2 separate regions of the Homo sapiens genome follow, and region 2 is linked to region 1. The links are chromatin loops, found by intact Hi-C in ENCODE. Cell type or tissue: dorsolateral prefrontal cortex. All regions are shown on one strand. Each heading gives the region's core, and the rest is flanking DNA. Links, peaks and the distances in the headings are about the cores only.

Region 1 (15,722 bases), core at 4,734-12,733:
ATATCCAGATTTGAAGAGCTTGAGTTATTCTTCAAAATGCCTTGAGATTATGTTCCACTTACTCAAAACATCTCTGGATCTTATTTTGTGGAAGACAAGTTGGTGGCTTAGACTGAGCACCGGTCTGGTGCCAGGTATACCTGGCTTCAAATCCCTGTCCTTCCTTTATGACACTTGGGCCTCTTAGCATCTCTATTCCCATTTGTGAAATGGAAACACGAATGTTACATAAATAATTTGGTATAAATGATGTATGAATTATGAAGATTAAGTGAAATAATGCACACAAAGCACTTGAACTGATTAAGTGCTCAAATTGTTAGTTCCTATTATTATTACATCATTCCAGATTAGTTCGTGAGTAAGAGAGTGACCTCATTGCTTCATAGCCATATTTTATTATAGTCTTACACTACTATCCTCCAGACTTATCAGCCATTTTATTTATGAGATTTGTCTTTAAATGACTTTTTATTGTGCTTGAGAAGCAAATGTACCCTTGCATTTAAAAAATAGAAAACAAAATGTCATGAAGTTTAATGAAAACTCAAGGCATTCTGAGGCATGACTCAAACACACTCTCAAGACCAAGCATATCAATAAAGAAAATAATTGTGATATCGGAAGGTAGAAAATGGGAGTCTCCTTTAGCTACTTCAATTCTGCAGGCATTCATTGAGTACCTGTGCTTTGGCCACCTAGGTACCCAACCTCCTCCAGCAGTGTGTAAAACTCCTGGAGAGTGGAGTCCAGGTCTTTTTCAGCATTTCATCCTCAGCATTTAGGGATTATGGAGGAGAAAATTTAAGGACTTGGTCTTGGTTCAAAGGCATGCATATATATATACACACATACATACATATTTTTTTCGTAAGTTTTTTTGGGGAACAGGTGGTATTTGGTTACATGAGTAATCTCTTTAGTGGTGATTTGTGAGATTTTGGTGCACCTCTCACCTGAGCAGCACACACTGAACTCAATTTGTAGTCTTTTATACCTCACCCCCTTTTTACCCTTTCCCCCTGAGTCCCCAAAGTCCACTGTGTCATTCTTATGCCCTTACATCCTCATAGTTTAATTCCTACTATGAGTGAGAACATACGATGTTTGGCTTTCCATTCCTGAGTTACTTCACTTAGAGTAATAGTCTGCAATCTCATCCAGGTTGCTATGAATGCCATTAATTCATTCCTTTTTATGGCTGAGTAGTATTCTGTTCTATATATATAGCACAGCTTCTTTATCCACCTGTTGACTGATGGACATTTGGATTGGTTCCACATTTTTGCAATTGTGAATTGTGCTGCTATAAACATGCATGTTCAAGTAGCTTTTTTGTATAATGACTTCTTTTTCTCTGGGTAGATAACCAGTAGTGGGATTGCTGGATCAAATGGTAGTTCTACTTTTAGCTCTTTAAATCTCCACACTCTTTTCCATAATGGTTGTGCTAGTTTACATTCCTGCCAGCATAGAAGTGTTCCCTTTTCACTGCACCCATGTCAACATCTATTATTTTTTGATTTTTTTGATTATGGCCATTCCTGCAGGAGTAAGGTGGTATCACATGGTGGTTTTGATTTTGCATTTCCATGGTCATTAGTGATGTTGAGCATTTTTTCATGTTTGTTGGCCATTTGTATATCTTCTTTTCAGAATTGCCCATTCATGTCCTTAGCTCACTTTTTAATGGGATAGTTTGTTTTCTTGCTAATTTGTTTGAGTTCATTGTAGATTCCGGATATAGTCCTTTGTCAGATGTATAGATTGTGAAGATTCTCTCCCACTCCATGGGTTGTCTGTTTACTCTGCTGACAGTTCCTTTTGCCATGCAAAATCTCTTTAGTTTAATTAAGTCCCAGGTATTTACCTTTGTTTTTATTGAATTTGCTTTTGGGTTCTTGTTCATGAAATCCTTGCCTAAGCCAATGTTTAGAAAGGTTTTTCCAATGTTATCTTCTAGAATTTTTATAGTTTTGGGTCTTAGATTTAAGTCCTTCATCTATCTTGAGTTGATTTTTGTATAAGATGAGAGATGAGGATCCAGTTTCATTCTCCTACATGTGGTTTGCCAATTGTCTCAGCACCATTTGTTGAGTATGGCGTCTTTTCCCCCATTTTGTTTTTGTTTGCCTTGTCAAAGATCCGTTGGCTTTAAGTATTCGGGTTTATTTCTGGGTTCTCTATTCTGTTCCATTTTCCTATGTGCCTGTTTTTATACCAGTACCATGCTGTTTTGGTGACTATGGCCTTATAGTATAGTTTGAAATCAGATAATGTGATGCCTCCAGATTTGTTCATTTTGTTTAGTCTTGCTATGGCTATGCAGGCTCTCTTTTTGGGTCCATATAAATTTTAGGATTTTTTTTCTAGTTCTGTGAAGAACGATGGTGGTATTTTCATGGGAATTGCATTGAATTTGTAGATTGCTTTTGGCAGTTTGCTCGTTTTCACAATATTGCATGAGATATGTTTCCATTTTTTGTGTCATCTATGATTTCTTTCAGCAGTATTTTGTAGGTTTCCTTGTAGAAATCTTCTACTTCCTTGGTCAGGTATATTCCCAAGGATTTTATTTTATTTTTGCAGCTATTGTAAAATGGATTGAGTTCTTGGTTTGATTCTCAGCTTAGTCATTGTTGGTGTATAGCAAAGCTACTGATTTGTGTACATTAATTTTGTATACTGAAATTTTGCTGAATTCATTTATGGGTTCTAGGAGCTTTTTGGAGGAGTTTTTAGGGTTTTCTAGGTATACAGTCATATAATAAGCAAACAAAACAGTTCGATATCCTCTTTACTGATTTGGATGCCCTTTATTTCTTTCTCTTGTCTGATCGCTCTGGCTAGGACTTCCAGTACCATGTTGAATAGAAGTGGTGAGAGTGTGCATCCTTGTCTTGTCTCAGAGGGAATGCTTTCAACTTTTCCCATTCAGTATTATGTTGTCTGTGGGTTTGTCATAGATGGCTTTTATTACATTGAGTTATATCTCTTGTATGCCAATTTTGCTGAGGGTTTTAATCATAAAGAAATGCTGGATTTTGTCAAATGCTTTTTCTGCATCTATTAAGATGATCATGTGATTTTTGTTCTTAATTCTGTTTATATGGTATATCACATTTATTGACTTGCATATCTTAAACCATCCCTGCATCCCTGGTATGAAACTGACTTGATCATGGTGGATTATATTTTTAATATGTTGTTGGGTTTGGTAAGCTAGTACTTTGTTAAGGATTTTTGTATCTATGTTCATCAGGGATATTGGTGTGTAGTATTCTTTTTTGGCTATGTCCTTTCCTGGTTTTGGGATTATGGTGATACTGGTTTCATATAATTATTTAGGGAGGATTCCCTCTTTCTCTATCTTGTGGAATAGTGTCAATAGGATTGCTACCAATTCTTTTTTGAATGTGTGGTAGATTTCAGCTGTGAACTCATCTGGTCCAGGACGTTTTTGTTGTTGTTGGCAATTTTTAAATTACCATTTCAAACTTGCTGCTTGTTATTGGTTCGTTTAGGATATCTAATTCTTCCTGCTTTACGGTAGGAGGATTAAATCTTTCCAGGAATTTATCCATCTCCTCTAGATTTTTTAGTTTATGCACTTAAAGGTGTTCATAGTAGCCTTGAATGAGTTTTTGTATTTCTGTGGTGTCAGTTGTAGTATCTCCCATTTCATTTCTAATTGAGTTTATTTGGATTTTCTCTCTTTTTTTCTTGGTTAATCTTGCTAATGGTCTATCAATGTTATTTATCTTTTCAAAGAACCAGCTTTTTGTTTCATTTATCTTTTGTATTTTTTTATTTCAGTTCCATTTAATTCTGCTCTGATCTTGGTTATTTCCTTTCTTCTGCTGGGTTTGGGTTTGATATGTTCTTGTTTCTCTAGTTCCTTGAGGCATGAACTTAGATTGTCTATTTGTGCTCTTTCAGACTTTTTGATGGAGGCATTTAGGGCTATGAGTTTCCTCTTAGCACCATCTTTTCTGTATCCCAGAGGTTTTGATAGGTTTGATAGGTTGAACTGTTGTCGTTCATTTCGAAGAATGTTTTAATTTCCATCTTGATTTCATTGTTGATCCAATGACCATTCAAGAGCAAGTTATTTAATTTCCACATATTTGCATGGTTTTGAAGGTTCCTTTTGGAGTTGATTTCCAGTTTTATTCCACTGTGGTCTGAGAGAGTACATGATATAATTTCAATTTTCTTAAATTTATTGAGACTTGTTTTGTGGCCTATCATATGGTCTATCTTGGAGAAAGTTCCATGAGCTGATGAATAGAATGTATATTCTGCAGTTATTGGGTAGAATGTTCTGTAAATATCTGTTAAATCAATTTGTTCCAGGGTATAGTTTAAATTTTTGTTTCTTTGTTGACTTTCTGCCTTGGTGACCTGTCTAGGGCTGTCATTGGAATATTGAAGTTTCCCACTCTTATTATGTTGCTGTCTATCTCATTTCTTAGGTCTAGCAGTAATTGTTTTATAAATTTGGGAGCTCTGGTGTCAGGTGCATATATAGTTAGGATTGTCATATTTTCCTTTTGATCAAGGCCCTTTATCATTATATAATGTCCCTCTTTGTCTCTTTTAACTGCTGTTGCTTTAAAGTTTGTTTTGTCTGATATAATAATAGCTACTCCTACTGGCTTTTGGTGTCCATTTGCATGGAATGTCTTTTTCCACCCCTTTAAGTTAAATTCATGTGAGTCCTTATGTGTTAGATGAGTTTCTTGATGACAGCAGATAGTTCATTGGTGAATTCTTATCTATTCTACACCTTTTAAGTGCAGCATGTCGGCCATTTACATTCAATGCTAGTATTGAGATATGAGGTACTATTCCATCCATCGTGCTATTTGTTGCCTGTATACCTTGGTTTTTTTTTATTGTATTTTTGTTTTACAGGTCCTGTGAGATTTATGCTTTAAAGAGGTTCTGTTTTGATGTGTTCCTAGGATTTGGTCCAAGATTTAGAGCTCCTTTTAGCAGTTCTTGTAGTGCTGGCTTGGTACTTGTTACTTCTCGTAGCATTTGTTTGTCTGAAAAAAACTCTTTTCTTCATGTATGAAGGTTAGTTTTGCTGGATACAAAATTCCTGGCTGATAATTGCTTTGTTTAAGGAAGCTGAAGATAGGGCCCAATCCCTTCTAGCTTGTAGGGTTTCTGCTGAGAAATCTGCTGTTAATCTGATAGGTTTTCCTTTATAGGTTACCTGGCACTTTTGCCTCACAGTTCTTAAGATGGTCTTAACTTTAGATAACTTGATGACAATGGGCCTATGCGATGATCTTTTTGCAATGAATTTCCCAAGCATTCTTTGAGCTTCTTGTATTTGGATGTCTAGGTCTCTAGCAAGGCCAGGGAAGTTTTCCTCAATTATTCCCCCAAATATGATTTCCAAACTTTTAGATTTCTCTTATTTCTCAGGAACACCAATTATTCTTAGTTTGGTCATTTAACGTAATCCCAAACTTCTTCGAGGCTTTGTTCACTTTTTCTTACTCTTTTTTCTTTGTCTTTGTTGGATTGGGTTAATTCAAAACCTTGTCTTTGAGCTCTGAAGTTCTTTCTATCCTTGTTCAGTTCTATTGCTGAGACTTTCCAGAGCATTTTGCATTTCTCTAAGTGCATCCATTATTTTCTGAAGTGTTGATTGTTTATTTATGCTATCTATTTCACTGAAGATTTCTCCCCTCATTTCTTGTATCATGTTTTTGATTTCCTTAAATTGGACTTCACCTTTCTCTGGCACCTCCTTGTTTAGCTTAATAACTGACCTTCTGAATTATTTTTCAGGTAAATCAGGGATTTCCTCTTGGTTTGGCCTATCGCCGGTGAGCTAATGTGATTTTCAGGGGTGTCAAAGAGCCTTGTTTTATCATATTACCAGAATTGTTTTTCTGATTCTTTCTCATTTGGGTAGCCTATGTCAGAGTGAAAGTCTAGAGCTCAAGGTTGCTGTTCAGATTCTTTTGTCCCACGGGGTGTTCTCTTGGTGTAGTACTCTCCCCGTTTTCCTAGAGACATGGTTTCCTGAGAGCTTCTGGATCTAGCCACCCAGCAGGTCTACCAGGCTCTGGAGTTGTACTGAGGGTTGTCTGCACAGAGTCCTATGATCAGAACCATCTGCAGGTCTCGCAGCCATGGATCCTAGCATCTGCTCCAGTAGATGTGGAAGGGGAGTGAAATGGACTCTGTGAGGGTTCTTAGTTTTGGTTTTTTAATACACTATTTTTGTGCTGGTTGGCCTCCTGCCAGGAGATGGCACTTTGAAGAGAGCATCAGCTGTGGTAGTATAGGGAGGAACCAGCGGTGGGCAGGGCCCTAGAGCTCCCAAGAGAATATGCCCTTTGTCTTCAGCTACCATGGTGGGTAGGGAAGGACCATCAGGTGGGGCAGGGCAAGGTGTGTCTTAGTTCAGACTCTCTTTGGGCAGGTCTCGCTGCAGCTGAGTATTTGGGATGTCTTCCAGTTCCTGCAAGAGCAATCCGCTTCCTTCAGAGGGTCTGGGGTTCTCTTGGCTTTCCTGGTTTATTCCTGCAGTAATTCTGGAGCAAAAGTTTGAGATGCGAGTCTCCACACACTGCTGTATCTGCCTGCATGGGAGCTGCAATCTAGTCCTGCCTCTTGCCTGCCATGATCCTGGGGGTTTTATCTTAAAGGCATTTTTCTATTCAGATAAAAAGAGAGAGAGCACCAACAATTATTTAGAGATTTTGATGGGGTAATGAGTGGTAACTACAAGAAAGGAGCAATATCTCTGACCTACTCTCAGCAGAGCCTACTTTCTAGGAAAACATTCACTAGTGTTGATGAACTTCAGAGTCTATTGTGACAATGGTGCAGATCTGGGTTGGGCTACCCATGTGAGAATTTTGGGATATATGTCACAGACCAACTTAAAGGAGGAATGAACCCACAAAGCTGGCATCTTGTGAACCATGAATCAAGCTAACATCTGTCAGTCTTCAAAGATTGAGCCTACTAATTGCCCAGCACTGAAAAAGGCTATAGGAGATAGAAAAGTATAACTTATAGTCATCACTTTCAGCCATATAGCAGTTTCTCACCTTTATTATCTTTTCTGTTAGGTAGTCTCGACTAACAGGCTTTCTATCTATGCAATGAGGATATTTCCAGCTCACTCACCTGCCATTTTAATGACTTTTCTCTGAATATTCTGATCCTCTCACTCAGTTTTCCCTAAATCCCAGCTTCACACCTACAAAATGCCCCTGTGACTTCAGAGCAAATTTCAGTGACTTTCATCACTACCAACAGAGCTGGTTAATAGCGAAGATGAAAAGTGGGAAAAGGTAAAAACACACCCCACAACATACATGTGTCTACAAAAGTTGTCTAATTTATCTCACTAACTTTTAGTGTTCCATTTGTGCTTTGCAACGTCTTTTGTATTTATTAACAATGTTTATAAACATTAAATTAATAATACAAAGTTAATGAACATTAACATCCAAGAGAATGCCAAGCAAGTGGAGAAACTTAGATGCCCCCATTACAGAACATTAACAGCACTGGAGTTGCTTTAGATGTGGCAGCTGCAAATGAACCGTTGCTTCCAATCTGCAGTATTTTTCAGTCCCCAAGTGAAAATAAACATGCCACTTGAAAAAATAAGATCGGTATTATAGCAGGGTAAATTAGAGTGGCTATTAGTATATTAATTGAATACCAGATGGAAAAGCAAAACAAACAATTGCCTGCCAGTCTCTACAGGAAATGTCTTCTAAATATTTTAGAAGAAATTCTAAAACAACATGTGGTGGTGAGGTATATGGGTATATATTTTCAGTTACCCTGAGCTTACTAGTGACCAAAATAGCCCGTGAAGTCGGAAATTGTAGAAAATTCTGCCAGCAATTTAATTGGGAGTGACCTTTTCAGATGACAAAATGGATATTAAGTTTTTGGTGTAATTGTTATTAGTTTAATTATCCTGGAAGTGTATTGTCTTTCTTGCCTTGTGCAAAACTATACACTGTGGCCACATTGGTCATGGTGGAAGATGAGTGCAATTCCAGGGGCCCAGAAGCTGGTGGGTGAGTCCCTGGCCAGGGACTTTAAAGTCCTTCCTCTAAGCTGTCTGCACTGTCCCCACCCACAAATGAAGTATGTGAATGATAAAGTGTCTAACAGCCCACAATTTAGCAGCGACTATAAACATCGCTTAAATCAGCCACGTGCTATAAAATGTGTTCAAACATAAGAAAGCATTTCTGAGACCTTGCTTAGTTCTATAGGGAATTGTTCTTTTTTAATTTTTTTTCAGTGTATTGTTTTCTAAAGTATAAAAGACTTTTTGTACAATAAAAAATACTCTTGGAGGTGTTATGTCCCTACGGATGTCTTACTTATTTTAATATAGACTTTCAAATGTTAAAGCTGGTTTACAATCATTCTTTGTTAAACTGAATTATTCATCAAACTTGATTGAACATATATTATGTATCTGGTAAGTTGGGCACAGAGATGGATAAGGACACCTTCTCTGCCCTGATGGAGTTCCCAGGTGAGGGCAAGGCCAGTTGTCTTTCCCAATCGCTGTGATGCAATGAGATAAGAGCAGTAATATGGATATGGAAGATGTGCTTCAGGTGGGCTGCAGGTGAGAGAACATTTGACTGTGCCTGGGAAGGTTAGCGGGAAGCCCGAGAGTAGCCCTGAAGGCCAAATAAGAATTCTCTTTGAAAGGGAGATCTTTCAAAGGAGAGAAGCTAGTCTAACTTTTTGGCATCTTTCAGCTCTTGCCTTTCCCAAATGTCTTCTGAAAATCTACTGCTACTTGAGGCTTCCAAGCAGGATTAGATACACTCCTAGGTTGTCTCTTGACCATCACTCATAGCTATCATCATTCTGTGTTTTAATCATTTGCTTCTTGGTACCCCCTCTAGGTATTATTTTTCTAGGAGTATCAAAATTACTCATTGTGGAATCCCTAGCCCAATGCCTGGCTATATAGTAGCAACTCATCAATGTTAAATAAAACAATGTTTGAGATAATCTAACATGATACGAATGCAGGGGACATGGTGGTCTGAGTCAGATTGCAGTGGGACTTATGTACACTGCTACATGATGTTGCAGACCTTATTATGTGTTGGACAGCAGAGATTCAATGTCTGCTTTGAGTAGTAAAGTAGAATGGTGCTTCTGGTGGCAGGGTGGGGTGTGGGTTGGAATGGAGAGTGGCTGCCAGCTGGGAGATGTGTCCCTGATCTCCCTCTCTGAGTGGACAAACACAGTGGGTAGAGACTGGAGCACACCAACCTACAGCCTGGTTTGGGACTGGGGTTTGGGGGTGGTGCAGGGAGAGGACAGGTTTTGAATAGTAACATCCTGTGGGATTTCTAAGTTAGTCACCAAGCTGGCAACTGAATCTAGGTTACTGAGTTCCAGAACATGAAGTGGAGGCATGGGAAGGCCAAGAATAGGAGGTCAGGAAGTGAGGACTGACAGAATCCCCCACACTGAGCAGCACATGGCCACCAATTGTCATTTATTGGATGTGGCTTGCAGTTAATTGGTGGTGAAAGATAGGTGAGTAGAGAGGGAAGAAAAGAGAAATCAAAAAAGATCTTAGTTAGGGTAACTGGGTGAGTGCTGACGCATTAACAGGCTAGGGAAGGAAAGCGGAGGAACAGCAGCAGCTTGCCAGAGCCACAATAGGAATGTGCAGCAGGGAGAGAGAGGGGCAGGTGGCAGATAGCAAATGATTTTTGTTGAGTTCCAGTTGGGGAACTTAGAAGAAAACTAAGATTTTGCATTGTGTTTGAAAGTTAATCTACACAAATCACTTTTTGTCTTTGCAAAAGTAGCTTTTTATGAACAGAAATGCCTTTAGCTACATTTCTAATTCTAAGAGAGACTGTTCAATTTTTCTTATACTAATTTAGTTTATTAGAATCAGATAAGGGAGGTCTGAGTCAGTGAATTTAGCATCCCAAGGTTGGTGAATAAGATCAACATCCCAGGGCAAATGGTTTAAACATTTAAGTAAACTTTTTTTTTTCTACAACAAATATTTTCTTCAGATTCCTATGATAAACATGGATAGTCCCAAGATTATAAGTTAGCAGAACTTGGAACCACCTACAAAAACCATTCATTGTAAGAAGAAAGAAAATAGACTTAAATCAAAACCTAATTTTATAATGAAAAGATCTAGAATAAGTGTAAACTTAAGATACATTTTATAACTGATATGTAAATATTCTCAAATCTTCTCTCTTATCTTTCTAAACAAAATGTATTTGTTAAACCAATGCTTTGCATTTTCAAAATTACTTTTATCAACACCTTTTTAAACTTTCTCTCAATTATTTTTGCCAAAATAATTATGACCCATGAATTTTAATAGAATTTTACAGTTTTGTCAATTAGCTTAGCCAAGGATATTTGAGGCTTATCATACTTTTGTCATACTGAGTGAAATGTTCTGTTACTCTGCTTCTTTTTCTTACAGTTTTTCTTTTTTCCTCCTAGCTCAGAATAGGAGTACTCACCGCTGTGCCAGAGAGTATGAAAAGTCCCAGGAAGAGCTTGTCATTTTTTTCCTAGAGTATACTTTTTACTTGAGGAACTTGAGGGTTGCAAAATGGGTGGGGGAAGGAGGCTAAGTAATTTAACACATTTTTATATTAAAATAAAATATGCTATATTATGCTAGAATGAAAATTCACGTGAACTTATACACATTAAAAAAGAACAGCAACACAAGGCCTCAAACAGCCATTATGCTGGCTGCCAGCATATCAGCTTCTCACTTCATCTCTTGGTGAGACTTCATGCTTTCCAAAGATGGTCTCACACATGGGGTATTTATACTCATCACTCTGGGTGCTGTTCTAAACAGGCCTCAAGAAGATGGTACGACAACCCAAAGTAGTGCTACACTCTATGTGCACCACCTCACTCCTACCACCTCTTCCTGATAGAGTCTGAGCACCTATGAAGATACAGTGCTTACCTTACCGCATAACAGTTACTGCATGTCTGTCTGAAGTGGCAGTGCCTTGTGAGCAGGTGTGTCCCCCTCCCCAAATCATTTCCTCTATCCCCACTTCCTAGCTCCTGTCACAAAGTATTCAATAAATGTGTGTCAAGGGAATGGGTGAATGAATGAATGAATGCATGAGTGAGTCTTCAGAACTATCCAGGACAGACCACAATTCACATACTCACACACAGAACAGTCTGATAATGACCCTGGGGTCAGCCTCATGTTTAGTCTGAGGTGAGACTGATGACACTGTGAGGTGACACACTAGCTGCAGAATTACCAGGGAGCAAATCTCATCATCAGGGGCAGAGACAAGGAGGGTCTCCTGGGAAATCAAATCTTGATCCAATAACCAAGGAAACTAGATTTGTTATATTAACGAAGTGTATATACTGACGCAAACTCGCTGCAAGGAGAGACCCTGTCAGAAGATTTTCCACTCTTCTGGCAGCTAAGACAAAAGAGCAGAAAAAAATAATACCATAAAAAGATGTGCTTCGAATACTGTCTATTGACCACAACTGAATTGCTCTTTTGCAGTCAACGCATTTGTCATCATTCCAGTAACCATTGTGTCCAAATAGATTACATCATTAAGATCATAAGAATATCAACTCATCTTTGCCACATCCCATTTTATCAGGCATTCAGACATGGTCTGAGAATTAGTGGGTTTTGTAAATGGTAAAAAAAAATGAACTGACAATGAAAATAAAGTGAGTTTTGCTCACAGACAATAAACCTAAACTATGCGGCAGTTGACTATTGCAAAGCTTGAAAGAGAAGGGGATTTCATTCATTCAACAGATATTGAAATGCTATATAGATGCCAAGCACAGTATTTCAAGCACAATAAAAGGCAAGATAAAAATATGAGTAAAAGGCCAAATAAACATAAAAATATTTTCCTTTCAACAATGTGTCAAGAAATCTGAAGTGTGTATAACATATTTTGTTGTTTGTACATTTACAATAGATATCATAGTAGGTGTTTAATAAATGATGTAGTAGCTATATACCTCCCTAAAGTATGAATGTGGACATTTTCCCTATCCACTCTGCACTCTTCTGATGAAGCCTCTCCTAATAAGGAGGCATCGGCGCAGTGATAGAGAAGTGACTTTTACACTCCTTTTGCAAATTTGAGTTGCAGACAGAACAAGGATGGACAATGACCTTAGTATGCCTTGGTTGGTATCCTACTTTCACCAGTTACTAGCTGTATGATTTTTGGGCAAAGTATTTGAGCTCTGTATGGCTTAGTTTCTTCATTAATAAGTAGAAACAGTCTGTTTATCATCCCACTGATAATGGTTTCGGTATTTGTCCCACCCACATCTCATGTTGAAATGTGGTCCCCAGTGTTGGAGGTGGGGCCTGGTGGGAGGTATCTGGGTCATGGGGGTGGACACCTCATGGCTTGATGCTGTCCTCATGGCTTGATGCTGTCCTCATGATAGTTCTGGTTGTTTAAGAGTGTGTGGCACCTCCCTGCTCTCTCTCTTGCTTCCACTCTTGTCATGTGATGTGTGTGCTCCCGCTTCACCTTCCATCATGAGTAAAAGCTCCCTAAGGCCTCTCAAGAAGCTAAGCTGATGCCAACGCCATGCTTCCTGTACAGACTGTGGAAACCTCTTTTCTTTGTAAATTACCTAGTCTCAGGCATTTCTTTATAGCAATGCAAGAATGGCCTTACACACCCACCTACCTTCTTATGGTTATAATGATGAACTGAGATGATCTATATAAAATGCTCAGAGCAGTTCTTGGCACACAGAGTATATGCAATAAAGCCAAACAATTATTTACCTGGAATCCTGGCAGACGGAAACATTTGACTGAATAGATAAAAACAGTTTACTCGGAAGTGGATTTAAAAACAAACAAACAAAAAAAAAAACAAATAGAAAATATTCTGGAATGGGAAGTTAAGTCCAGAATGGAAAGAGCTCAAATCCACAAATGTCACTGGGCATTTGTTATGTCCACAACATTGCACAAAGTGCTAAGAGGATGCAAATGGCCCAAAGGCTCATTTCTGTCCTGCAGAAAGATTTCATTTGGAGCAACAAGACAATAACAGATGGAAATAGTTAAATAGTAAAAGACTGAAACAACCATTTAAGGCCCGCAATCAAAGAAATGTCACAATATTTTTTTTTAAATCTGTGGAATTCCAGAGTTAAATTACTTATATCATAATTTAAACTTAAATATGTATAGCCATAAACAAGGTATACTCCATATGCTTATAGTTCTTAATAGCTATGAAGCCAAAACATATTTATAAATTAAATATAACAAAATATTTATATTTTGTTATATAACAAACCACATATTCCAGTTAACAATGATCAGTGTAATGTGGTAATACTGTTTTACTAAGGCTAAATTGCCCCTTTCAGGATGAATGCAGTGTTGACTCCATGGCACCAGTTCTTTTGAGTTTGACATGCTCGTACAACTGTGTGCTGAGTAATGACATCATTCTCCAAGTGCTTTTTCTTTTTGAATGGTGAATGGTCATTTCTTTCTAGCATGTAGAATACCTTACTCTCATTTAGCTTTCACTTAATGCAAGAGCATCATTTGCATATTGTCTGCCTATGTTCTTTTCTTAATTAGCTTGTTACAATTAAAGTGGTACTAATCAGGACCAAAACAGTCATACGCACAAATGGACAGTGAAAATATTAGGCAGTTCTCAGTCATAAGGTATTCATCAAGTGATCCAGAGCATGCTTATAATATTTTTTAGATTATCATGGAAATGAAACATGCAGATAGTCACCTACAAATTCTCATAGAGAACTAATGGTACCTGAGAATAGGTTTGAGGTTGAGAAAGGCCACAGTAAACAGTTAATTTCCAAGTGGATTTTACAAACAGGCAATATAAGTGCTATAGAAATTGAAAGAAGGAATGAAGGAATGAGCATTTTGTGTTTAGGTGATGAATGAGGTAGGGCTTGTGGAAAAGACAAGACTTTGGAATATGATAATTATTGTGGTATAGGACACATTTAGGCATGCTCTTGGAGACAAGTACCTGGGTGATGGGAAGTGTGGTCCTACCTAAATAGAGATCTTAATTTTTGATCTGTGGATTTCTTTTCCTTTCTTTCTTTCTTTCTTATTTTTTTTTTTTGGCTGGGCTGGGGGTGGCGGGGGGGAGCATATAGATGAGGTCTTGTCATGTTGCCAGGGCTAGTCTGGTCTCAAACTCCTGGGCTCAAGTGATCCTCCTGTCTTGGCCTCCCAAAGTGCTGGGACCACAGGCCTGAGCCACCACACCTAGTCTGGATTTCTTAAATAGCACACAGAATTTATATGACACAGTAAAGAGAAAGACTGCAGGACAATGTGATGTTGGGAGAATTACGTTTGTAGGAGGGTATCTTAATGAAGCGCATAAAGGATTTAGGTTTTCTCGCCTGTGGAACTGTTAGACAATGGCTCTGGCTGATTCATAAGTAGTTTATATTAGGAGAAACCTTTGTGTTTAAGGGAGAATCCTTGATATGACAAGAAGTGTTACACATTTATTAGACCCAACTAACTTTGACCTATCCTTGTTATTAACCAAATAAGAGAATGTTTGCTTCCAGAATGCAGGTCCAAGTTACCCTTTACTAAGTTCCTATTTATCTAGCATATGTTGAAAGTTTTAAAGCCAATAAGAATACTTAAGTACTATATATTCACAATGCAGAATTCTTACACTAAGGGGATATATCTGCTGAGTAACTGTAGAAGATTGCTCACAGGTGTTTCCTATGAGCTGAATTGTGTTCTCCTGCAAAATTCATGTGTTGGAGCCCTAACCCCCAATGTGATTGTATATGGAGATAGGGTCTTTAGGAGGTAATTAAAGTTAAAAGGTCATAAGGGTGGGGCCCTAAACCTATAGGATTGGTGGCCTTATAGGAAGAGAAAGAGAGAGAGAAAGAGATCTCCCCCAGCCATGTGAGCACACAGCAAGAAAGCAGCTGTCTGCAAACCAAAATGAGGGCCCTCACCAGAAAACAACCATGCTGGCACTCTGATCTCAGACTTCCAGCCTCCGGAACTGTGAGAAAATTTCTGTTGTTTAAGTCACCCAGTCTACAGTATTTTGTTATGGCAGCCTGTGCTGGCTAATACAGTGTTAAACAAAACACTGATCTTCCTTCTGATCAGTGCTGTTTTCACTTATTTCATTTTCTTCACACATACTTTTGTCTAGTAAAAAGGCTTCCAAATTGACAGTATGGATGATGGTATGGTAATTTTGCCTGGTTTGTTTTCATTTCACATTGTCTTATGAAGGCAAGAAATTACATTCCAACTGACCTCTAGAATGTTATTTGCAGTACAGTTTTCTAGGCTGCAAAAATGTGTTTTCACTGGTGAAACCTGATTCTTGTTTCTGGCACAGTTTGCAAAATTGCTCCAGGTGCCAGGTGAGTTCTTTCACTCAGGAGGAAAATAAATTTCACAGGTTTTATTTTGCATGTAAAATCTAATTCATGCCTCTAAAAACAATAAGATATGGAGCCTAACTATAGTCTATCAAGGGTATGAGATGGGAATGAACATCAGTGGAAACCAAATTTGTAAAAGAAAAGAAAACAGCTGAAACAGAAGCTTTTAGCTGATTTAAATTCTCCTTATTACATTCCCAGGCGTCTGTCTGAACAGCAGAATAAAA
Region 2 (15,722 bases), core at 4,543-12,542, 180 kb after region 1:
TTTGTACTTTGTAGCCTTCAAAAACCTTTAAAATATACCCTAGATATTTGTGGATTGTATGAACAGGTGTGCATGTATGTATATGTATATATTTGTGCATGCATACATATAAACGTGTGTATGTATTTATTAATCTATATATCCCACATAAATTTGGAGTAGTGAATCTTTCAAAATCAGGAAAATAATTTCAGTCTTTAGATATTTATGTTAACCAGACTTGGTTATTTGGTAGTTTATTATTAGTAGGGAGAGTTATAGTCATAAAAAGTTTTATAGATAAAGCCTACTTTAAAACTATTTTAGGGAAATTTTGGAGGAGTAAAGGTGGATTATGCCATGGGGCCCTGTAGATGATAATAAAGCTAAAGTAGGGAGGTGGTACAATGTGTGCAGAGTTCTGAAAGCTGGTCAGGACCACAGCAGGAAGTAGAACTAAAACTGGGCTCTGGTTTCCTGCCACTCTTCAGTCTGAAGTCAGAGATTTGACCTTGCTTCTTCCTTTGACAGAAGTAGCACTTTTATTAAATTCACCATGGGGCTGAAATGCTCCTAAGAATCAATTAACAAAAAGTACCTGTATTAAAATGAATAGTCCACTAGCATATTAAATCTAACAATTTGTCACATTACAAGTGTGTTGAAGTTTTCTATTTATTATGATCCCTTAGCTATGACTAGAGGATTTTGCCAAATTATTAGATGCATTATTAAGGCAATTCTGTGGTTCTGACACAGGGCTTAGGAACTAAAGTCCAGACTGCCATTATTGGCTGTGTGACGTTAGGAAATTTCTTCCTGTTCCTTAAATCTCAATTTACCACTCTGACTAATGGCATATAAAGAGCTATCTTAACATGATTGTCAGGATTCAATGAGACTACATATATAAACTCAGATAGTTGTAGGTAACTCTTGATGACTGGGTGCTTATCTGCCAGACAGGTGAGGAGAACACACTATGAAAATAATCACGAACTGTGATGAAATTCTGTACTAAGAAAATTACAGGCAGGTTCCCACTTTAGGTAGGGTGGTTGGGGAAGGCCTTAACTTGAATATTAATGTTTCTAGGAAAGGACCATAAACCTATGGAAATTGCACTTTGGGAGATATTTTTAAAGATTTTAAAAAAATCCTTTGGAGGATTTTTTTTAAAAGCCCCCCCCCCGCCCCCGCAATGTTACTATACATTATTCAACAAAAATGTGGAAATCACTTTAAAGAAATGAAGAAATTCTAAGTAATAAAATGGTACTGTGGTTTCCAGCTGCAGCTACATGAATGCATATTATTAAAAAGATTAATAAGAACAAGCCCAGGAAACTACAGTAAATCCTGAAATCTTTATTTTAGTGCGGGTTTCTTTCAGTATTTTATATGCCACTATTTGTGTTAACATTTTTGTAAAGGCAAAATCAAAGGTGATATATGACTTGCCCCTCATAGATTAAAAAATGGAGATTCGTCTGTCTCCAGTCTTCCAAGCTGGATCATTTGTTAAATAGCTGGTCAGTTGTTAAAATGACTGAATTCATGTCTATTAATTTTTTGAATATCTGAGGTAGTTTTTACAGATTAGTCCTGTGATTAATGCAGAGTTACTCTGTTAATGAATTTTTAAAATTTTTCTTTCCTTTTTCTTTATAGTAACAAATAGTGTCTAAAGAGAAGAATTGGCTGTAGTCTAAGTTATCCCCCCAAACAAGGTGTCACATAACCACATTAGACTCCTTGATGATATTAGCATTAGAGACCATGCTCATGTTTTGTGCCATGCCTTCTTTATAACAGGCCCCATTTTATGAGATCGGAAATTGAAGCTCAGCAGCTGAACCCTCCACATGGTCTTAGTAGCAGAAATACCATCTTTGGGCTCAGAGTTTAGTTTATTTTTCCTGGTGATTGCTAACACCAAAGATGGGCTCTGCTACTTGGGGAGGGTTTTATGGTAAGCATTCAAATATTCAGTGCTGCCTAGCAGCTTGGTAGGTGGTACTTATCTCTAGGTGAAGAGTATCTCATCTCAGGAGATTACATCCTTGAGGCTAATGTTTCACTTATCTATGGTCACATAAGAAACTACACCAACCAGTTTTGTGGCTTTAACCCATGAGTGATTAACTCTCAGATCTCTGTCTCTGGAGGCTGCCTGGGCTTAGCTAGGCTAGTGTAAGGGATAGGGTAATAGGTAGTGAGGCCACAAATGCAGATGGGAGCCAGATGTTGAAGGATACTGCAGGTTACAGTGTCAGGTGGATGTCACTTTTCTGGGGTATCTGGGCGGTCCTTTATAGACAGGTATGAGTCGAGCATCCCTAATCTGAAATTCAAAGTTCTCCAAAATCCAAAACTTTTTGAGTACCAACATGATGCCACAAGTGGAAAATTTTATACCTGGCCTCATGGGATGGATCACAGTCAAAACACAAAACTTTCATGCACGAAATTATTAAAAATATGATATAAAATTACCTCCAGGCTATGTGTATAAGGTGTATATGACACATAAGTGAATTTCATATTTAGACTTGGGTCTCATCCCTAAGATATCTTACTGTGTACATGAAAATATTTCAAAATCTAAAAAATCTGAAATTCAAAATAATTCTGGGTCCAAGCATTTTGACTATGGGATCTTCAACCTGTAGTTGGTATTTTCTCAACTAAGAGAGGCTGGTTAGGGCAAATGACAGGGAGGAAGAGAGAGCAGAGAAGGTAGCAGGGGTATACTGAGAGAGAGGCAGAAATCAGAAAAAAATATGCAAAGAATGCTGTCAAAATTAGTGGTAGTGAGAAAAGTAGTAAAAGTGTATTAGGCTGGTGGATGTTAGCAAGTGAACATTTTGTTGTTATTGGTGGTTTTGTTGTTGTTACAATAGTCTGGCATTCAATGGCTTAGGGGAATTTTTGGTTGCAAGTGACAGAATACCTCCTAAGAGATATATTGGCTCATGTAACTGAAAAATTACAGGACTAAGTCTAGCTTTTAGGTTTGGCTAGAAATAGGGGCTTAAATGATGTCAATCAGAACTCAGTCTCACGCTCCTTGTCTCTCAATCCTGATTTCTTTGGGTTAACTCTGCTCAGGCAAAACACTGACCCTGGATTCTCTGAAAAGTACAACATTGGTAGAATTGGATGGTGATATGGTTTGGCTGTATCCCCACCTAAATCTCATCTTGAATTATAGCTCCCATAATTCCCACGTGTTGTGGGACAGACCCCGTGGGAGATAACTGAATCATGGGGGCGGTTTCCCCCATACTGTTCTCCTGGTAGTGATTAAGTCTCACAAGATCTGATGTTTTTATAAAGGGTTTCCCCTTTCACTTGGTTCTCATTTTCTCTCTTGCCTGCTGCCATGATTATGAGGCCTCCCCAGCCACGTGGAACTGTGAATTAATTAAACCCCTTTCCTGTATAAATCACCCAATGTCGGGTATGTTTTTATTAGCACAGTGAGAACAGACTAATACAGACGCTTAAGGTATTTTGTACAAGAGTGACGTATTTCTTAACCCTCTCAATCAGTATTCTTAAAGACCACTCTCTTCAGTTTTGTTTTGTTTTTTTGAGACAGAGTCTCGCTCTGTCGCCCAGGCTGGAGTGCAGTGGCGCGATCTCAGCTCACTGCCAGCTCCGCCTCTGGGTTCATGCCATTCTCCTGCCTCAGCCTCCGGAGTGGCTGGGACTACAGGCGCCCACCACCACGCCTGGCTAATTTTTTGTATTTTTAGTAGAGATAGGGTTTCGTCGTGTTAGCCAGGATGCTCTGGATCTCCTGACCTCATGATCCGCCCACCTCAGCCTCCCAAAGTGCTGGGATTACAGGCGTGAGCCACCGCTCCCAGCCACTGTCTTCAGTTTTATAAAAAGAAAAGTGGGGTGGAAGGGGACATGAAATGCTAAGAAAGTAGCAACAGTTCTCAATTTACTAATCCAAGAATGGGCTTGTGCTTCAAACTTGAAGTAGCGTGAGAAGGTGGAAACAACAGTCTTGGTAATGAAGCCTCCCCTGTCCAGTCCTCCAGCTCAGACTTAGTCTGGGTGGTAGTTCATAGGGAGATATCAATTATCCTATTCCCTCTTCTTGAAAGTGACAGAACTCGACACTTTTCCTTGTGTCAGGCAACATGGCCTGTGCTGTACGTTACTTCTTTAAGCCTTATAGTAATCCCGTGACTTAGGTATTAGTTGTAGGTATTATTACTAATATTAGGTATTATTACCTAGTTTACACATGAGAAACTGAGGCTTAGAGTGGTTAGCAACTTGGCAGAGATCACAGAGCTAGGAACTTTAGAGCCAAAACTCAAATCTAGGCAGTTGAAAACCAGAGCCCCCGTTGTGGACTGAATTATGTGGCTCTGCATCCTTATAATCTCCAGTCTCTTTCCAGATGCACGACCAGACCCTCTGGCTTTAATCAAGACGAATGCGTGTTGAAAACTTTAAACAAATTAAATTTAACAATTCAATTGAGCAAAGAATGATTCTCAAATTGGACAGCCCCTGAACCAGTATAGGTTTGGTAGAACTCCAGAGTGGCCACATGGTCGATAACATTTATGGACAGAAAAAGGAAAGTGACTAGAGAGAGAAAAGGGAAGTGAGGGAAACAGCTGGATAGGTTACAGCTGAGTGTTTGCCTTGTTTGAATCTGCTTCTAACTGTTGACCCCCTGTGGTTGACTGAAGTTTGGCTGCTGTGATTGGCTGAGCCTTGGCTACTTGTTAGAAAAGTAGGTTCCAGTCTGTTTACACATTAAGTTGGGTCACAGTTCACTACATACAGAGAAACCTTTAGGCTGAACTTAAAACATATAAGATGTCAGCTTTGGTCTAAACTTAATTAAACATGAATTAGTGTGCATATCTTTCATGTGGACAAGACACACTGATAATTCACCATGCCATCCTTAGGGCTCAGAGAGAGACTCATTCCTATTTCTGCAAACACTTTTAAACTGCAACTTCAGCCGTCCCCTGTGGGAGGCTTAGTGTTGAGAGCATCCATTCATGTGTGGCAGCTGAGCTGCTCAGGTTTAGAATTCCACCTACGGAGGTGTGCACTGCAAGCTGTTTTTGCTTTTATTGACGCTGGCAATTATCTGAAGAGTTTAGGAAAATTGGAACACTGCTGCATCATTTTGAGGCATTTCCAAGAGGCAACTCTAAGTAAACAAATGAAACCTGAAGCAATTTTCCTGTGTAGCTTTTGAAGGGCCAGAATTATTTTGTTTTGAGTAAGTAAACCCAACCTAGCACCTTCGGTGTGGACTAAAGAATTAGTACATGCATTTCTATCCCTATGTTTAAACAAAATAGAATAAATTATAAAATCTCATCACTTCTTGAAAGCAATATTGAATGTTCTAAATAAGATTTCTCTTAATGTAAAATGGAGAAGTTTATGACTCGCACTAAAAAGTAAAGTGTGTTCATTTATCAATACTAAAAGTATTAGAGTACTTTTAAAAATGAGTTAGGTACATATTCTTTTCTTTATGTATTTACTAGAATTCTAACAATTTAGGATTTAAATACTAAACTGACGTTCTTGAGAATGAAGAAAGATTAGTTTGTTTAGATCTGCACTTTCCCATCATTTCCTAACTGGGGTGAGTGGTAAAGGAGTCATAAATAGGGAAAAAAAGGATATTAGCATAAGTTCTCAGTTCAGAGTCAGATTGTCTTCTCTGTTTGTTGCAGGTATTGTATTGCAAATTCCAAAATTGTATCACATACCCTTAGTCAAATATACATATGAAAATACATTCCAGCCCTGGCATGGTGGCTCACACCTGTAATCCCAGCACTTTGGGAGGCCAAGGCAGATGGATCACCTGAGGTCAGGAGTTTGAGACCAGCCTGACCAAAAAGGTGAAACCCTGTCTCTACTAAAAATACAAAAATTAGCCAGGTGTGGTAGCAGGTGCCTGTAGTCCCAGCTACTTTGGAGACTGAGACAGGAGAATTGGTTGAATTCAGGAGGTGGAGGTTGCAGTGAGCCAAGATTGTGCCACTGCACTCCAGCCTGGGCAGCAATGGAGTAAAACTACATTTCAAAAAAAAAAAAGAAGAAAGAAAAAAGAAAATATGTTCCAAAGTGAATATATTTTACTAGCTAAGCCACCATTAAGATGTTGTCTGTCTATGTATATATTTTTTAAAGGACTGTGAGTAAGCAGCATCTAAGGTTATTACTGATTAACATTTTTTTCTTTCAGCTGAGAAATTCTTAATTGAGAATCTCTATTTCAAAGCAGCAAGGCTGATCATTAAGTACTAACTCAATACTGGCATTAGCAATGGACACTTAAACTAATTGAAGAATTCATTGAGTGCTTGTTGTGTACTAGGTAAAGTGCTCACAATAAACATGAGTATGGCTTGGTCTCTTTCTTGTAGCTCTCAGCCCAGCCTTGGAGGACAGAGAGGAGATGGAATTGCAAACAGGTAACTAGGTTGTAGTGGAATATGAAGAATTCAGTGAGGATCTACGTACAACATATAGTGATCAAGGAGAATGGGCTCAGCATTAGGGTGGTTAGGAAAGGCTTTTTAGAGAAAGACAATCTAGACACTGTGGCTCTTGAAGGATGGATGCAGCTCACCAGCTGTACATACACAGGCATGAAACCACATGGTGAACTCAGGACTCAAAATTGTTCTGTAGTTGGAACTTGTTTTAAAATGCACTCAGGATTTGTTTTAATCAGATAAGACACACAAACACAGAAATGACTGTCATGAAGGAAGACGTTTTTATTCTCAGAGATTGCTAGAAACAGGAGGCAAAGCATGCCAATAGGACCACACGGGGAAGCACCAGGATCAGTCAGGAGGCAGAGAGAGTGAGGAGAAGCATGGCCCAGCACCTTCATTGTGGTTTCCATGGGAAGGAACGAATGAGGCAGGGGAAAGCAGGATTGAGATTAGCTAGTTTGAATAATTTCAGCAGATTCCTGGGCTGTAGGGACTGCCTCTGTTTGTGGGACTTATGGGATACCTGGACCTGGGGGTGATTAGTACAGGGAGATAGTGGCTTGATGTATGAGTTCCATAAAAGAAGGTTGATGGGCCAGATGCGGTGGCTCACGCCTGTAATCCCAGCACTTTGGGAGGCCGAGGTGGGTGGATCACAAGTTCAGGAGTTTGAGACCAGCCTAGCCAACATAGTGAAACTCTGTCTCTACTAAAAGTACAAAAAAAAAGAAAAAAAAGCCGGGTGTGGTGGCAGGTGCCTGTAATCTCATCTACTCAGGAGGCTGAGGCAGGAGAATTGCTTGAACCCAGGAGGCAGAGGTTGCAGTGAGCTGAGATTGCGCCACTGTACTCCAGCCCTGGCGACACAGTGAGACTCTATCTCAAAAAAAAAAAAAAAAAAAAAAAAAAAGGTTGATGAATGAAGGGCTATAGATTGATTGGTAGTCATTTGCTGTCTCTAAGAATTGGTTTCCCTGGGAAAGACGATCTCTCCCTAGTCAGTGATATCTCAGATAGTAGAGCATCAAGAATACAGAAAAAACAAAAATATAGTTAATACAAAGCTTCACAGGGAGAAAGGAGGAGATGAGTGGTAGTATGTAAAAAAAAAATGAGAGTAGAGAGAGAATAAAGAGTCAGATCATGGAAGAACTTGCTTGGTGAGGGTTTGGGCTGTAGTATTATTAGGTATTGGAGAACTCTTGACAGATTTGGAGAAATACGGTAATACCTTAGACCTACGTTTTAGGGCAGTCCCTCTTATCAGCAGAGAGGAAGGTTGACTGAAGGAGTGTTATGTCTGAAGATGTAGGGACTGAGCAGGAGACAGCTGAAAGTGTCAGTGTGAAAGATGCTGAGGGATAGAGTTGCATGGTGGCGGCTGGGATGGAGAGGAGGGGTTAAAGATGAGCGGGATTTATAATAGGATGTAGCCATTATAGTCCTTGACTGACTAGCTGTGGGCAGGGGGGAAGTGATGTCTCTGTGGACACTCAGGTTTCAGGTGAGTTGTAGGATGGCAGTGTCACAGCCAGGGCATGGAATGTGGGAGGTAAAAGGTGTGGGGTGGGAAAGATGAAGAGTTCAGTTTAATTCTTGTTGAGTTTCAGGGGGCTTGTTGAAATGTCCAAGCCAAGTTATTTAACAGGTAGTTGAATTTAAGGGTTTGGAATATGTCATTTTGGTCATAGAATACTGTTTCTAGAAGCTTAGAAAAGGAAGTGGAGAAGGCAGCACAGATAGAATTAATAACCTTAGAGAGGGGCAAAGAAACGGTTTCCTTTAAGAAAGAGAATAAGGTTGAGAGCAGAACGTTGAACATACTTGAAAAAGAAACTGATCTCTAGCATGAAGAAGAAAGCAAGATTGAATGTCACGAGGAGGATAAGGGTGGGTTAGGAGTGCAGTGAAGGTTTGGAATGTCCACCTCGAGCCACAGACCCAGGAGAGAATAGGCTCCTTCTAGCCAACATGATCCATTGAAACTGTCAAGTCTTGGCTCCTGGGACCCAGGTGAGTTTGGAGACCTCAAATGTATACAGTCTTTCAAATGTGCTGTTGTGTACTTTAGAAAGAGCACAGATGGCAGATTCTGGATGGACCCAAGCTCACAGTATTGAGAAATAATGGCTTGAATCATATTGGCAAGAAGGAGCCTACCCTCTCCTGTGTCTGTGGCTCAAGGTGGACATTCTAAACTTCACTACACTCCTTATCCTCCTCATGACTTTCAGTCTTGCTTTCCTCTGGAGCAAAAGATGATTCTCCAGAATCATCTGGAGAAATGTTAAGAGCTCTACACTGGATGGAGAGAAAAAGTGCTTGGAGAGTGGGAGATAAGTTGGGGGAAATGCTGAGATCTTTGTGTAGTCATGATGAAGCCCACAGACATGAAGGTGTCAGGGAGTTCTAATGAAGGCTGTTGGAGCCAAGGATATTAAGAAATAGTGAGCTCTGATTCTTTTGCTTATCCACATGATTCAGGGACTCCTGGATAACGACAGAGTTGTTGGTGAATGAGGGGACTTAGGTCTTTAGATAGCCATGTTTATGTTTTATCTCTTAAGTGCTTGAAAAGTTTAAAATGTAGGTTTAATAGCCAATAAATATTTCATACACAGTTAGAATTACACTTTAACCCTGAAGTTCATTTACTTTAAGAAACAAAAAAATTAAAAAAAAAACTTACATGTGAAAACATTATCTTTTTTCTAGCCAAGAGGATTCTTTGACTATTTGGTAGTCTAGGCTATTCATCTCCAAAGTGGAGTTCAAATATAAATCCTTGTTATGACCTTGTGAAACAAAAACAATCATTACTTCCTCAATTAATTCAGCCAGAGAAGTGTTTATTTTCTGTGCAGAGCAGGCAGCTTCCAGAAGTGCCAAGTAGCCAGGGAAGGGTGGCGTTCATTCTAGAGAGGGAGGCGTTCCTAATAAAGAAAGAGCAGTCAAACAGGGTTGCAAAACCGTCAGCTGTTTAATGACTCTAATGTCTTCTTGGGTCTGTTCTCCCTCCAAATAATATATCAGCTCTAAGGATATTTCTCCCAATGGCTATGTATTTGGCTTTCTAATTCTTTACTTTCATTTCCAAATCAGTTTGAGTGTTCATGACACTCTAAGAGCAAGGAGGAAAGATTAGGAATGCCAGACGCATTGATGTTCGGTATGTCTCTGGCTGTTCACTCATTCACAAGCTAGCAGGTTAATTGATCTTGGGGTAGATTCTTAATATATCATGGTGCTAATGAATTTTTTGACCTTAGGAGGTCTCCATGGAGCCCTTGCTGTCGGCCGTGTAGTATGACTTTGTAGCTCAACAGAATTATAGTGAAACATTGTAACTTAGGTCAGCTTTAGAAGTACATTCAATTAAAAATAACTTGATTGCCTGTTGTACACGCTGTACATGTACTTGTGCATGTATTTTAAAAATCTATTTTTAGAGTCATTTTAACATTGAAAAATGGAAATAAAATTAAGACTGTTGCCAATACTAAATTAGCTTCCAAAGTAGTAATTTTGGAAATGGGCTATCAAGATATTTACTTGCCTAAATTGATTTTTAAAAATCATTTTGGTGGACTCTTCTGTTGATACTCCTGTTTCTATGGAATGGAGTAGGAATTGTTTCTATGGATGCCAGGCTTAATTCTCAAGTACATGTTATCTTTCTCAAACACAGCTGCAAGAATCCATGTGCTTGGTACCAATATTTAAAAATAGACTACACAGGCAAAACAGTCTGTGCATTCACAGGCAAGCATGATATTATTTTAGAGGGCTCTTCTAAATTGTGTGGCTGTACTGAGACAGCTCAAACTATCAGGATGCCTCATATATACTCTGACATCTCCTCTTGTATGAATTCTGATGTGCAGTTGGTCAATCAGTTTGAGCATGGAGCTATTGTGACCAGAGCTATGGATGTAATTCCTATTTGGGGCATTTACTGTAGCACAGAGGCAGTTAAATTATACCTGGGTCCTTTTCCACTGGCTGGCCACATGGGGAGATAGTGAGAAACAGGAATAGGGCGTGAGCATATGTGGATCCCTCATTCCTAGAGCATATGTGGATCCCTGTGTCCTGAGAAGGTCCACAGCATCATCTTCCCAATACAAAGAAAAGGTGTGCAGGTGAAAAGGAAATGAGTACCTTTAGTCTGAACTGGTAGTTCTGTCTGCCCTGGCTGAGAGACTGACCACAGGCTTTAGCCTTGCCTAAACCAACACTTCCATGTAACTGATGGGTTTTAAGAACAGACATATTTTGGGCAGAAGCTGAGGACCTTAGTCTCATCCTAACTTTATTATTTTTGCCATCCTTTGTTCTCTATGAATATTAATGAGAGACTAAGGACATTAAAGGACAGAGACAGATGCCTTCAGTAGCTGCTCCAGAATAGAGGGAGTGGGAATGGTCAGGTCCTGACCTCCTTCCTGCAGCAAATTCCAACAAGCGCTGTTATGTGCCACCTACACAGAAGAGTGGTGTCATATGCTCTGAGGCCACTGAGGCCTGCAGGCTTGTGCTCCACTTTCAGTGAGAAAGTGGGTGGCGTAGCTTGGAGAAGAGAAAACAGATTCCTACAAGAATAGATTTTAAATATATAATTCAGTTTTAGTCTTTTCAGAAATTGACCACAGCCAGTCATAAATCATGTTGGAGAGTCAGGAAATGATTAGCATCTGTCTTGGGCTAAACTCCTTTGGAGCAGACACTACATTTCACTGTTTTATAATGTGTAACACATGTTTACATTCTTCTAGCATTTATTCTGTGTTACAGACTATTTAATAGACACCACCCACTTCCCATTCTGCCCCCAAATGCCCAACATAATAAGGAAGACAAGGGAAGCTGATTGCTGGAGAAAAATTGTATACACATAGACAGTTCTTGATGAATTTTCATTGAATAAATGATGTAATATAAATAGCAGAAATATAAATAGTTGAGCTTTTATCAATGTGAACAAACACAAACAGGCTTGTGACAAATGGCCTGTTCAGTTTTACATTGCTGATACCAATTAACCTATGCACTACACTTGATGGTTTGTAAAGCATTTTTTACAGCAGTTCATACATTACCTACAATGAAGGAAGACAAAATAGCATGATCTGAAATAGATTCTTACCCTGTTACTGCAAATGATACTTGTCCTGCTGCGATGTGCCTACCCTTTAAGCAAGACCAGCTCTTCCCTTCACCTTTTGCCTAGGTCCCTGTACCTCTGACTTAACGGTAGCCAGGAGTGCCCTACCCACAGTTTGCACATATGCCACCCATCTGGGGGGCACACATGTTCTTTATTCTGGGAATAAGATGAAGTTACCCTGAAAGGACTCTTTGCTTTCTAGTCTGCCCCATGATCCTTTTCTGTCAGCCTCCAAGGTTTTCTGGTTTGCTCTGGGAGTAGCAGGAGGTATACCTTCTCTCAAGGACTGGGGAACATTTATTTAATGGTGGTAAAATTACTGGCAGGGTTTGAATAAAGACTGCTTTCAAACTGTTGACATTCCTTTTCCCTTGATTGCTTTTGATATGGAGTGAGTCATCTTCAGCTGGTAGATGGTGAGAATGTTAAGATCTTTCTGTTTATTTTTTCCAGATGCTCAGTGGTTCATGCAGTTGGCGAGTTACTCCTCAGTGGCCAAGGCTGGTTCTTTAGGGAGTTTGGGGCTGGGCATAGTGGGAGTACAGGAGAACAACTGCCCCCACCATTCGCTCTTAATGTCCTGGGGAATTTAATTTTTAGCCAAGTCAACTTGTGTTTCTTGGAGCTATAAAAGGGACTGTATTTAAAATTTTTAATCACAACTTCTGCCTACAGAAATTATCTGTTGTATTATCCCTAGTAGACAAGAAACTACCTTTATTTCTGTGTTTTTCACTTTTTAAATTTTGTGTGTGGGAATGCTTCTGTTAACTCTTGTTTCCACAGCCACTACTGTTTCCCCATTTCTTTTCTCAAGTCACATATAAGTAAGCATTTCTGGAATTATCATACTGCAAACTACATTCTCCCCGAAATATTGAAACACCTCAGGGAAACTTCCTGCATTCTCTTAAAGGTTTTCACTTGCTTGCTTGTTTGTTTGTATACGTGCTCATGTGTCTATTTTTTGTAAGAAGCTTAATATTGGGAATTTTTTTTCTGTTATGAGTTGAAATGTCCTAGACGATTAAACACAAACACACATGATCAAAGCCAAATAAGAAAATGCTTCTGTGCAGTCATAATGATGAGAACAACATACAAGTGGGGGAAACTCCTGTTTGAAAATTTCCAAAACAGGAATTTGGTCTAGCAAACATGAAAGCAGTACCTGCTAAATCCTGCACCAGCCCCCACTCCCAGTATGCTTGCTACAGTGATATTCATCTCCCACAACATGATGATTGCTTCTTTGGACAATATCAAACCCTTCTTCAGAAGCCTTATTTTGTAAACACTTGCTTTAGAAGTAATGGTCAATTGGCCAGGTGTGGTGGCTAATGCCTGTAATCCCAGCGCTTTGGGAGGCTGAGGCAGGCAGATCAATTAAGGCCAGGAGTTTGAGACCAGCCTGCCCAACATGGTGAAACCCTGTCTGTGCTAAAATTATGAAAATTAGCTGGGTGCAGTGGCATGCTCCTGCAATCCCAGTTACTGAGGCTGAGGCAGGAGAATTGCTTGAACCTGGGAGATGGAGGTTGCAGTGAGCTGAAATCGTGCCACTGCACTCCAGCCTGGACAGCAGAGTGAGACTCCATCTCAAAATAATAATAATAATAATAATAATAATAATAATAATAATAATAATAATAATGCTCAGTAGAAATTTTAACTTTCTTTTAAATTATTGAAAGAATATTTTCTTATAGATGTTCTAAGTCATCTCTTTATAGGAGCTATTACTATAATTAGCTAGTTTATTATAATATCACAAACTTTGATAAGTTTTATGGGATTAATGTCACAAGTGTTGATAAGTTTTATGATAGGATTGCTTAGAAAATGGTATCAATTCAGGATTTAGAAGCTTGAGAAAACAAAGGATATGATTTAGAACTTCAGTAAGTGAATGGCTTTTGTACATTTGTTATTTTAGGGCTACAAACAATATTTATACATTCATATCTAAATTTACCCTGAAAGCTGAAAAACATTTATTAATAAGGGAAAGACTTATAAAGTTAATGGTATATCTTTTTTTCCTAAATGTGATGCTTTAGAACACATCATTTGACTTACGTTAGAACTGATTTCATGTATTAAAGAATGGCATTGAAACAGGATTCTGTTTCATTTTTTAAGTCTTTTTTGCTCTGTAATCCTTTACAAACTATCTCTTGAAAAGATTTATTATTTATATTTTCTCTCTGCATGGAGTGTTATGTTCATGCATGTTTCTGTAAGTGTTGATAATGGTGAGTTCATTTTCATCCTTGGGCACGTGGATTACAGTTGACATAATTGGCTATGTTTCATGAATGCCCCCATAGTTCTTGGCCCTCAAAGGTGATGAGGGGCTCTAGAATAATGGGTGGTTGGGAGTGCTGAGGTTTTCCCTTCTGGAATGTGATGCAATTGAAGAGAAAGAACAGTTGTGACTGTGTGGACACACACATGAAAACAGTCACCCAGCATGCTAGATACCTGATAAACTGCAGCTGGGAGTTCTAAATAACATGGAAGCTTTGGCACTGGCACGTGGCTTCCCATTTCCCATTTCTCTAATGAGACATCCTAAGGATATAAGAATAGGGAAAACCTTACACCGCCGCTACAAACTAGAAAGAGCATCATCATTATCATAATGATAACTGATTTGTTGCATGCTTCCATTTGTTTAGGTACCCAGCCAAGTGCCTTACATGCATTATTTCTTTTTCTTCTTCAAAGCAACAACAAAATTCTGGTTTAGGTACATTACTGCCTTCATGTAACTGATGAAGGCTCAAGGGTAGTCAGTCAAATAACCAACCCAAGTTTGCATAACTTTGAAGCGACAGATTCTATATCCAAATCCAGTTTGACCTCTGAGCCCATCCCTCTACTGTTGCACTAGCTGTATCCTGAAAAATAAAGGAATGCCTGCTAGATTTAATGTCTATATAACCAGGCTGAAGGATAAATGAGAACTGACTCTTCCTGAAACCCTGTGATGCTCTGGAAAAGAGCTAGCCAATGCCTACCCTCTTGTATTTGGAGAGGCCAAGGCAGAAAGTGGGATAGGTAGGAGTTGCTGATTGAAATCCCTTCTGTGACTGTGAAGGAGACGTACCAGAAAGCAGCATTGCAACAGTGCATGACTCAGACAGAAGCAACAACCAGAGAGCTGGTCATTCCCTTATACTCTGCAAGGACAGACGATGAGAGACTTTTCCTTGTACCTAGTAAGGAGACACAGCCAAAGAGACTGCATATCCTTAACACAGATGGGGGATAAAACCTGTCTAGGAGCCCATTTGTCTTGAAGGGCCTGCCATTGGCCTTTACTCTCTCTCACTCAAATGAAAGGAGCAATGAAATGTACATTTGTACCAGTCTACCCACCGACTCCTGGTATTAAGCATTTTAATGGCAACCAGCTGGGCAGTAAATATATTCAGAAAGATTCTACCTGCATGCCCTGCTTATGGATAAACACCAGATCTGAGTTAACTCCTACTGGTCCAAGGATGGAGTAAACAAGAAAAAAGAAAACATAAGGCCCATGAGAGATCTTGCAGGATAGAACAAGGAAGATAACGTAACATTTAAAATGCAAAGGAACAACTTACATTTGACAAAATTATTACAAGAAACAAATTTTAGAGTGTCATTTTTAGATACCATCTGTCTTGTGTCTTACAATTTGAAGAAACCTAGGCGTTGAAGTGAAGGAAGCCAGATTGTGAAGGGTGGACTAGCTGTGAAGCTAGGGAAGAGAAAGCATTGAATGGGACATAGATCTTGGAGGCAGATTGCTGGGAGTGAGTCCAGGCTCCAAATTTCTAGCCATGCAGCTGTGGGCAAGTCCCTTGCCCTTTCTTGGTGCTACAGTTTTCTTATTTTTAAAATGAGCATCACAGTACCTACATAGTGTGATTGTTATGAGAACTTAAAGTATATCAGCAGAATTAAAGCATGTATTGGAAATAGCAGAAAAAATCAACACTGTTAAAAAATTGAATCAGTAACAAACTTAAGAAGATCTCCCGGAACCCAGTGGAAAGGATTAAAGTGATAAAGTA

What was found. Hi-C counts contacts between places; a loop is a spot of excess contacts. Peaks named below come from ENCODE experiments on the same cell type or tissue, not always from the same donor. Only the 100,000 strongest peaks of a DNase experiment are listed, where the experiment ranks them.
Region 2: a loop joins it to region 1, with 2.5 times the contacts of the local background. A loop is called at or near these places in 1 of 110 quality-filtered maps.

What each region holds. Positions count from the first base shown.
Region 1 is chr7:118,007,401-118,023,122 of GRCh38, reverse strand. No RefSeq gene overlaps it. Among named protein-coding and RNA genes, the nearest start is that of CTTNBP2, 140 kb to the right of the region's middle. In dorsolateral prefrontal cortex, for the core only: no CTCF peak of the experiment used is centred there; no DNase peak of the experiment used is centred there.
Region 2 is chr7:117,824,417-117,840,138 of GRCh38, reverse strand. All of the region lies in intron 2 of CTTNBP2 (cortactin binding protein 2), which reads left to right. Among named protein-coding and RNA genes, the nearest start is that of CTTNBP2, 41 kb to the left of the region's middle. RefSeq lists a silencer at 14,640-15,209. In dorsolateral prefrontal cortex, for the core only: no CTCF peak of the experiment used is centred there; DNase peaks (open chromatin) are centred at 5,008 and 9,393; H3K4me3 peaks cover 1,038 bases; H3K27ac peaks cover 7,450 bases.